2 separate regions of the Homo sapiens genome follow, and region 1 is linked to region 2. A link is a loop called in an ENCODE intact Hi-C map of the cell type or tissue named here. Cell type or tissue: mammary epithelial cell. All regions are shown on one strand.

What was found. Peaks named below come from ENCODE experiments on the same cell type or tissue, not always from the same donor. Only the 100,000 strongest peaks of a DNase experiment are listed, where the experiment ranks them.
Region 1: a loop joins it to region 2, with 2.6 times the contacts of the local background. A loop is called at or near these places in 4 of 110 quality-filtered maps.

The regions. Positions count from the first base shown.
Region 1 is chr18:12,404,996-12,409,995 of GRCh38, forward strand. It overlaps PRELID3A (PRELI domain containing 3A), which reads left to right and starts at 2,934. Exons shown (of 7, transcript NM_001142405.2): 1 at 2,934-3,012. The coding sequence starts at 2,981. RefSeq lists enhancers at 2,333-2,994, 2,995-3,654, 3,512-3,761 and a silencer at 2,732-3,311. In mammary epithelial cell, no CTCF peak of the experiment used is centred here; a DNase peak (open chromatin) is centred at 2,926; H3K4me3 peaks cover 1,297 bases; H3K27ac peaks cover 1,121 bases.
Region 2 is chr18:12,550,308-12,555,307 of GRCh38, forward strand. The region is part of intron 2 of SPIRE1 (spire type actin nucleation factor 1); the gene reads right to left. Among named protein-coding and RNA genes, the nearest start is that of SPIRE1, 110 kb to the right of the region's middle. In mammary epithelial cell, a CTCF peak has its summit at 2,041; DNase peaks (open chromatin) are centred at 1,924, 2,744 and 3,927.

The DNA of each region.
Region 1 (5,000 bases), 150 kb before region 2:
TCTAGTAGGCAGAACCAAATTCGGCATATTGTAAGAGCTCTGGTCTTCCAGCCAGAATGCCTGGTTTCTGATTGCAGCTGTTACTTCCTAGCTGTGTGTTCTTGGAGAAGTTACTTGATCCTCCTGTGCCTCAGTCCCCTTGACAGTAAAATGAAGATGATGGTAATAGTATCTGTCCATGACTAAATGAGTCACTCCACAGCCCAAGGCAAATGCTCCATCAGTGCTCAATACTATAATTGTGATCATGCTGGTGTTAAGCATCCAGGTTTGGGGTTAGGATCTATCTAGGAAATGATTCCTGACAAAGTTTTCAGAGATCCTGGAATCCGTTGATGAGGGTGGTTGCAGTGTCTCCTCTCTAGAATATTTTAGAAAAGAAAAGGCTAAGAGGCTGGACCGGGTGGCTCATGCCTGCAATCTCCGCACTTTGGGAGGCTGAGGAGTGTGGATCACTTGAGCCCAGGAATTTGAGACCAGCCTGGCCAACGTGGTGAAACCTTGTCTCTACTAAAAATACAAAAATTAACCCAGGATGGTGGTGCGTGACTGTAGTTCCAGCTACCTGGGAGGCTGATATGGGAAGATTGCTTGAGCCTGGAAGGCAGAGGTTGTAGTGAGCACTCCAGCTTGGGTGACAGAGTAAGAACAAGAAAAAGAAAGAAAGAAAGAAAGGAAAGAAAAGGAAGAGAGGGAGGGAGGGAGGAAGAAAGAGAGAGAGAGAAGGAAGGAAGGAAAGAAAGAAAGAGAAAGAAAGAAAAAGAGAGAAAGAAAAAGAAAAAGAAAGAAAGAAGAAAGAAAGAAAGAAAAAGAAAGAAAGAAAGAAAGAAAGAAAGAAAGAAAGAAAGAAAGAAAAGAAAAGAAAAGAAAAAAGAAAAAAAGATGCTAAGGGATAGTTATCTGGCTAGCCTTAGCTAGTGATAGAAGGAACGGATGTTCTAAAGATACTAGTAAACCGTAATGTCCACACATGGATGCATCTAATCCTTACCACACACCAGTGGGGTGGGCAGTATGATCCTCATTTGACAGGTAACAAGACGGACTGGATGAATGAATGTTCCACAGCTAGATCTGTTCCTACTCCTAGAGGATAATAAATGGCAAGACTGGACTTTGAAATCAGGATGTGGCTTTGAATTCTGGGTGGGATAACTCCTAGATATGTGACCTGGAACAAGCGTGTTGCCTCATGTTTTTTCAATAGTGCTTGGCATACAAGAAGTGTTCAACAGCTGGCCCAGTGATAATCTAGAATCAGTGCAGCACAGTGGGGAGGGGGAATCTTGTAACCTGGGTTCTCACCTCAGCGTGTGATCATGGGGTAGAGAGCTTTGAAACCTGCTTGAACTTCAGTTAACTCATTTGTAAAACGGGAAGAATAGCACCAACTTTGGAAGATCATCCTGAGCTTAACGCTGTAGGAGGTAGAGGTCAATGTGAGTGGACGGTGGAGCCAGGACTGTAGCCCAGGTCTTTCGGGTCATGCTGTGTGCTCTTCCACTTCCCTGCCTCACTGCACAAATGCGCTCCCCACGCCCACGGACGCCCCAGGGGCGCCAGGCGCTGCTCTAGGCTGAGACTCAGCCGACTCAGACAAGGGCCCTGCCCTCTCGCCCTATCTCATCCTGGAGAAGAGTACCCTCTTCTTAGAACAAGCATCTCACTTCCGTGCACTTCAACTTCGTTTGTGGCAGTGCAGGGTACTTTGCAAAGCTAAAAAGTAGTTTATGCGAAAGGGAGACTCTTTTTCCTTAGAGGATTTGCCAAGTTGTAATCACAAATTCTTTTTGAGATACACGTACATTTTTTTAAAGCTAAATAAGATTTCCCCCCAGTTTTATAACTCAAGAATGTATTTTCTCAAGGACTTGGGAGTCATCTCTTTGAAATGTCATCCCCGTCTCCCAGTTTTGTGGGAGGGTAGGAGCCCAGCTACCAGAGAGCACCTGGCTTCAAATTGTAAACCTACCTCCTGTCATAAAGGTATGAAAATTCATTTTTCCTTTGGATAAAGGCAATTAGCAAACGCAAATGGCCACTGCATTTACCAATGGCCACTCCATCATCAGGCGAATTTAGGATGAACTCTGCGACAAATGGTGTAGTGGAGTCCCCTCCCCGGAGGGCTGTCTCGTTTACCTCGGGAGCATGCGTGGGGTAGGTTGCATCCTCCCGGCTGTTTGATACAGGCTGAGATTTCTGTCTTTGCAGCCTATTTGGCGGATTGCTTGTGATGCACATCACATGCTGGTTTTGTTTTGTTTTGTTTTGTTTTGTTTTGTTTTGTTTGAGACGGAGTCTCGCTCTGTTGCCCAGGCTGGAGTGCAGTGGCGGGATCTCGGCTCACTGCAAGCTCCGCCTCCCGGGTTCACGCCATTCTCCTGCCTCAGCCTCCCGAGCAGCTGGTACTACAGGCGCCCGCCACCACGCCCGGCTAATTTTTTGTATTTTTAGTAGAGACGGGGTTTCACCGTGTTAGCCAGGATGGTCTTGATCTCCTGACCTCGTGATCCGCCCGCCTCGGCCTCCCAAAGTGCTGGGATTACAGGCGTGAGCCACCGCGCCCGGCCTCACATGCTGGTTTAATGTTTGTTCAAGACCCAAACTGCAGTGGAGTTTTGAGGGTTGGCAGGTTTGTTTTTCATCACACGTCCCCGACAGTACAAACCGGCGTAGCTGGACAGGGCCTTGGGAGAATTTGGACAGTGGGAGTAAGGACGAGCGTCGCCTCCTACGCCCGCGGCATCTGCAGCAAGCGCGCATCGCGCACCCCAGGGTAGCAGCGCAGGTCTGGGGCTGCGCCACAGCCGCGCCCGCAGAGCTATTTTTAGCCGCTGCAGCCAGCCTAGCCACCAGACGGGGTGGGCGGCATCCAAGGGCGCCCCGCCCATCGAGGCCCCGCCCACGCCGCGCCCGGAGCCGCGCGGCCCGAAGCACCCGGCCCGGATCGCAGAGCCCGCGCCCTGCGCCGGCGGCAATGAAGATCTGGAGCTCGGAGCACGTGTTTGGGTGAGGCCGGGCTGAGGGCCGCGGTGGGGCCGTCCAGACGCCGGCTCCTGCTCCCGAGCCCGGCTGGAGCGGTCCAGGAAAGGCCGGACCTCACAGCGGGCCTCGCGGAGATCCCCGCCCCGCGCCGGCCGTTCCCAGACCGCAACTTCGGCGTCCCGGAGAGGGCACGCGCGCTTCCCCGGGACCGCGGTCTGGGCGAGGCTCTGCGCCGGGTACGGCCTCTCCCCCGGCGTGCGCAGGGGCCTGGCTGCAGGCACAGAGGCCCCGCTGGTGGTCGACAGCCAGGGCGGGGGCAGCCGGAGCGGGGGCGGCCGGGGCGGGGGCGGCCGGAGCCGGGGGGGCGGCCGGGGGCCTGGCGCTCGCTGCTCTCCTTGGGGTCGGGAGCAGGGCAGGGGAGAGGCCTGCAAGCTGGCGCCTTTGCTGAGATTGTCATAAACCTTCCGCGCGTTTCACGGAGGGCCCACGGCGGGCTGTGAGCTCTGGAGGAAGCTAAAGGGGCAGAAGGCATTTCGGGGGCCCTGGCTCTGAACTCACTTGTAGGCATGGAAGGCCTCCAAGCTAGCGTGGAAAACCTCGAACTGTTTAAAAATGCTCCCCCGGCACACGGATGGAAGTGGAGGTCATTATCTTAAGTGAAGCCAGGCCCAGAAAGACAAGTATCGCATGTTCCCACTCCTAAGTGGGTGCTTAAGAATGTGTTCACATGGATGTGGAGAGTGGAACGTCAGATGATGGAGACTCTGAAGGGTGAGGGGGTGGGTGCAGGGAGGATAATGAGAATTGCTTAATGGGTGCAAGACACCTTCCCGGGTAATGCATACCCTAGAAGTCCTGACTTGACCACTACGAAATTTATGCATGTAACGAAATTGCACATATACTCCATAGAATTGTGCAAATAAAAAGAAGAAAAAAGTGCCCTCCTAACCTAAGTGGTATCTTTTCCTTAAGTCAGTGATCTGTGACACACTGAAATTATTCTTTAATGTTTATTTACAGCAACAAAGATTTTTTAATTATCTGACCTCACTTAAGCATTAAATATTTTATTTTGGGGGGAAAAAAAGTACTGCGTGGAAGGAAATTGTCATCCTTTGACTCTTTTTATTTATTTTTTTCGAGACAGAGTCTCATTCTGTCACCCAGGCTGGGTTTTTTTTTTTTTTTTTTTTTTTTTGAGACATAGGCTCGCTGGGTCACCCAGGTTGGAGTGCAATGGCGCGATCTTGGCTCACTGTAACCTCCCCCTCCTGGGTTCAAGTGATTCTCGTGCCTCAGCCTCCTGAGTAGCTGGGACTACAGGTGTGGGCCATCACGCCCGGCTAATTTTTGTATTTTTAGTAGAAACAGGGTTTCGCCATGTTGGCCAGGCTGGTCTCGAGCTCCTGACCTCAGGTGATCCACCCGCCTCGGCCTCCCAAAGTGCTGGGATTATAGGTGTGAGCCACCGTGACTGGCCTGACTTTAAACATGTAAAATTATAATAAAAATATATCAAGTGGTTTCAAAACCTCTGAAATTATTTTTCATGAAGTCTTTAGACTTGATGGGATCTAATTTTTTGTATGGCTTGCAGTGTTTCTCAAGTGGGTTTCCATCAGCAACAAGGATGGGGGCATCACTGAGCCGTCTGGATGCTGTGGACAGTTAAGTCATTGCATACCAGGAGTGCCAGGTGGTTGGGGCTCAGTTTTCTCATGGAATGGCCGAGGTCTGCCCTAGAGGTTTGTGAAATGTCTGTGGACAAGCACAAATGAATAGCTAGCTGTGAAAAATCACAGTTGATGCTTTTGAAAATTGTTGCAGCTGCTAACTCCCATTTATTTTTTTTAAGCTTTACCGAAGGATACTTTACATACCATAAAATTATACACATTTTAAGTGTATAATTCATTAAGTTTTGCTAAGTATGACCATCACACACACAGTCCAGTCTTAGAACACTTCTGTCCTCCTGCAGAGGTGCCCCATGCTCATTAGCTTCACAT
Region 2 (5,000 bases):
GAGAAAAATCTCAGGTATTCGTTTGGATAGAGTCATGAAGGTAAGGCAGCAGTTTATGTAGTACTTGTTTTTCTCAAGAGTTGTTATTTCTTCTTTTTTTTCTAGAGAGACAGGATCTCACTCTGTCACCCAGGCTAGAGTGCAATGGTGTGATCGTGGCTCACTGCAGCCTCTGCCTCCTGAGTAGCTGGGACTACAGGTGCATGGTGACACCTGGCTAATTTTTAAATTTTCTGCAGAGATGAGGTCTTGCTATGTTGCGCAGGCTAGTTTTGAACCCCTGGGCTCGAGCAATCCTCCTGCCTTGGTCTCCCAAAGTGCTAGGATTACAGACATGAGCCACTATCTGTAATGCGCCCATCTCTCCCTTCCCTCCTTCCATTCACTGTTTAATTCATTCCCATCTAACGTCTTTCCTTCTGAAACCACTGAAACACAAATACTAAAATCACAAACAATCTCTATATATGAAGTTTAACCCATTCTCATCCTAAATGACTGCTTAATAGCATCCAACACAAGTGACTCACTTCTTCCGTTCTAAACACTCTGGATTCTAGATTTTCTCTCAGCAACTACTTCTCAATCTGTCTACAGATCCTTCCTCCTGCAACTGTTTAATTGATGGAGTTCCTCAGAGCTCATGCACTCTACTTTCTTCCAAAATCTCTTGCAAAGTGCTCTTATACATAGCCAATGCTATGAATACAATATGTATTCCGATATTTCCTTAACTTATATTACTAATCTACAGTTTGTCTCTGGGATGCAGGCAATATATCATATGGTCTACTTAATACTTCCATGTGAATAAGTAATAAGCACCTCAAACCATAATGTTTGTTTATTGTCTACTTTCTCCACTAAAATGTAAGGCCCATAATGCTTTGGATCTTGTCTATTTTGTTCACCATTGTGAACAAAATGCTGTATGTCATACAGCACTTGGTTCATAGCAGATGCTAAATAAATATCTCATAATTAAATTGGTAAGTTGTTTTATAACAGTAATACATCTACTTCTGAGTTCCTTTTTGTATATATAAAATAAAATATTTAGTAGAAATCTTTTCAAAAACTTATAGAATTGTATTCTTAAAAGTCTGGGTTGTGGCTGGGCGCGGTGGCTCACGCCTGTAATCCCAGCATTTTGGGAGGCCGAGGCGGGCAGATCACGAGGTCGGGAGATTGAGACCATCCTGGCTAACACGGAGAAACCCTGTGTCTACTAAAAATACAAAAACAAAATTAGCCGGGCGTGGTGACAGGTGCCTGTAGTCCCAGCTACTCAGGAGGCTGAGGCGGGAGAATGGCATGGCAGGAGGTAGAGCTTGCAGTGAGCCAACATCACGCCACTGCACTCCAGTCTGGGTGACAGAGCGAGACTCCGTCTCAGAAAAAAAAAAAAATATGGGGCGGGAGAGGGGTGGAGCAAGAGAGCTGAATAGACAGCTTTATTGATCATCAGCCCTGCAGGAACACCAAATTTAACAACTATCACAAAAACGGCACCTTCATAAGAACCAGAAATCAGTACCAGGTTTTAACTTCAGACCACCGAAAGAGGCACCAAAGAGGGTAGGAAAGACAGTCTTGAATTGCTGATGCCACCCCTCCTCCACCTCCTGGCAGTGGCCATGGGCCGCAGAGAGAATCTGTGTGCTTGGGAAAAGAAAAGCACAGCAATTGTGAGACTTTGCACCGAATTCAGTGCTGTCCTGTCACAGGGGAAAGTAAATCGGGCTGAGGCCAATGCCCACTCACAGAAGGAACATTAAGACCAGCGCTAGCCACAGAGGAATCGCCTAAATGCCTATCCCCGTAGTGGGAACTTGAGTTCTGGCAAGCCTTACCACTGCGTGCTTAAGTGCTCTGAGGCTCTAAATGAACTTGAAAGGCACTCTAAGCCACAAGGACTGCAACTCCTGGCAAGTCCTGGTGCTGAGCTGGGCTCAGAGCCAGTGGACTTGTGGGGTACATGACCTACTGAGACACCAGCCAGGATGGCTAAAAGAGTACTTGCACTATCCCTCTCCCAACGCCAGGCAGCACAGTCTGCAGCTCCAAAAGAGACCCCTTTTTTCCACTTGAAGAGAGGAGAGGGAAAAGAGGACTATATCTTGCATATTGGATACCAGCTTCAGCCACAGTAAGACAGAATAAGGGAGGAGACCACCCCTCATATTGTCTTATGCCCAATTTCTGCCTCCAAAGAGAGAAGTAAAAACTAAAAGGCAGAAATGAAATCCACAAGCAGACAGCCCGGCACCACACCCTGGGCCTGGTAGTTAAAGATCAACCCCTGACCTAATTGGTTATTTGCATAAAAAAAGCACTGTGAAGATCCCTGTCCTATTCTGTTCCGTTCTAATTACCAGTGTATGCAACCCCCAGTCACGTACCCCCTGCTTGCTCAATCAATCACAACCCTCTCACGTGGACCCCCTTAGAGTTGTGAGCCCTTAAAAGGGACAGGAATTGCTCACTCCAGGAGCTCTCTTGAGACAGGAGTCTTGCCAATGCTCCCAGCCAAATAAACCCCTTCCTTCTTTAACTCGGTGTCTGAGGGGTTTTGTCTGCGGCTCTTCCTGCTACAAGAACACCAGGCAGTCATGAGACCCCCATTCCAGGCCCCAGCTAATGGATTTCTAGGTATACCCTGGGGCAGAAAGGAACCTGCTGCCTTGAACAGAAGGAACCAGTCTTGGCAGGATTCATCACCTGCTGACTAATGAGTCCTTGGGCCCTAAATAATCAGCAGCAATACCCAGGTAGTACGCCATGGACCTTGGGTTAGACTACAGGATGAGTTGGCTTCAGGTGAGACCCAGCCCCTTCCCCGCTGTGGTGGCTAAGGTGAAAGACTTCTCGTGCTTGAGTAAAGCAGAGGGAGAAGTAAAAGGGGCTTTATCTTGCAATTTAGGTACCAGCTTGGCCACAGTGGGGTAGAGCACCAAGTAGGCTCTTGGGGCTCCCAGTAAGAGGACTTGGCTCTAGGACAGCATTTCCGGATCTGCACTGGGCCAGAGGGGAGCCCACTGCCCTGAAGGGTGAGTCCCAGGGCCTGGCAGCATTCACTAAAAACTGACTGGAAAGGCCTTGGGCCCTCAATGAACATCAGCAGTAGCCTGGCAGTAATCCCCATGGGCCTGTGGTGGTGGCCATGGGGTGAGGCTCCTCTGCCTGTGGAAGAGGCGAGGGAAGAGTGGGAAGGACTGTGTCCCATGGTTTGAGTGCTAGCTCAACCACAGTAGAACAGAATACCAGGCAGAAAAGTAGGCAGATTTCTAAGGTTTCTGACTCCAGTCCCTAGTGACCAGACAGCATCTCTAGACCTACCCCGGGGCCTGGGGGAACTTGCTGCCCTGAAGGGAAGGACAAGGGCCTGGCTGGCACCTACATTAAAACAAACAAACAAACAAAACAAACTAAAAAAACTTCAAATAAACAACCTAAAAATGCATCCTAAAGAACTAGAAAACTAGTTTCTAGAAAACTAGAAAACTCCAAATTAGTAAAGGCAAAGAATAAAGATCAGAACAGAAATAAATAAAAGTGAAACAACACAATACAAAAAATCAACAAAACAACAAGTTGATTTTTTGAAAAGACAAATAAAATTGACAAACCTTTAGCCAGACTATGAAAAAAAGACAAAAGACCTAAATAAACAAAATCAAAGACGTAAAAGGAGACATTAGAACTGATACCAGCTGGGTGCGGTGGCTCATGCCTGTAATCCCAGCACTTTGGGAGGCCAAGGTGGGTGGATCACGAGGTCAGGAGTTCAAGACCAGCCTAGCCAAGATGGTGAAACCCCGTCTCTACTAAAAATACAAAAATTAGCTGGGCATGATGGCACGTGTCTGTAATCCTAGCTACTTGGGAGGCTGACGCACAGAATTGCTTAAACCTGGGAGGCGGAGGTTGCAATGAGCTGAGATTGCACCACTGCACTCCAGCCTGGGCAACAGAGCAAGACTCTGTTCAAAAAAAAAAAAAAAAAAAAGAACTGATACCCCAGAAAGTCAAAGGATTATTAGTGTCTACTATGAACAACTACATCCCAATAAATTGGAAAACTCAGATGAAATGGATAAATTCTTAGACACATACAACCTACCAAGATCAAACCATGAAGAAATCCAAAACCTGAACAGATAAATAATAAGTAATGAGATCAAAGTGATAAAAAGCTTCCCAGCAAAGAAAATCCTAGGACCCAATAGCTTCACAGCTGATTCTACCTAACATTTAAAGAAGAACTAATACCAATCCTTCTCAAACTATTCTGAAAAATAGGAGGGAATATTTCTTCCAAACTCATTCTCAAAGGTGAGTAATCCCCTGACATCAAAACCAGACAAAAGACACATCAAAAAAAGAAATCTACAGGCCAGTATCACTGATGAATATTAATGCAAAAATCCTCAATAAAGTACTAGCAAATCAAATCCAACAACACATTAAAAAGATCATGCATTAAAACCAACCAAGTTGTTGCATAGAGCTGATAAATTTCTCTGAATAGACATAGAAATTGATTCTCCCAGTCTTAACACTTGAAAAAGTTTCATTTGTCTTATCCAAGTTCCTTTCTCAGGAAACCACCCATCAGGCCTCCCAGAGTATGAAGGAGCTGAAACTTACCAGATCACTGCACCTGGACAATGAGAGTTCAAATCCCCCACCCATCATGATTGCCTAACCGACCACCTACTTCCTGTTGACCAACTTCTTTTCCTCACCCCTCCCTAACGCTTGTTTTCCCACACATGGTTACATTTCTTCCCTGTATATAAACCCCTAATTTTAGTTGGCCATGGAGATGATTTGAGACTGATCTCCCATCTCCTCAGCTGCAGGCACCCAATTAAAGCCTTCTCCCCTGGCAATAACTGTTGTCTCATTGACTGGTTTTCTGTCCAGTGAGCAGCAGTACCTAAACAGAATCCCTGGCACTTTGGCAACAGAACCAGAACCAGACAAAGACTTATCAA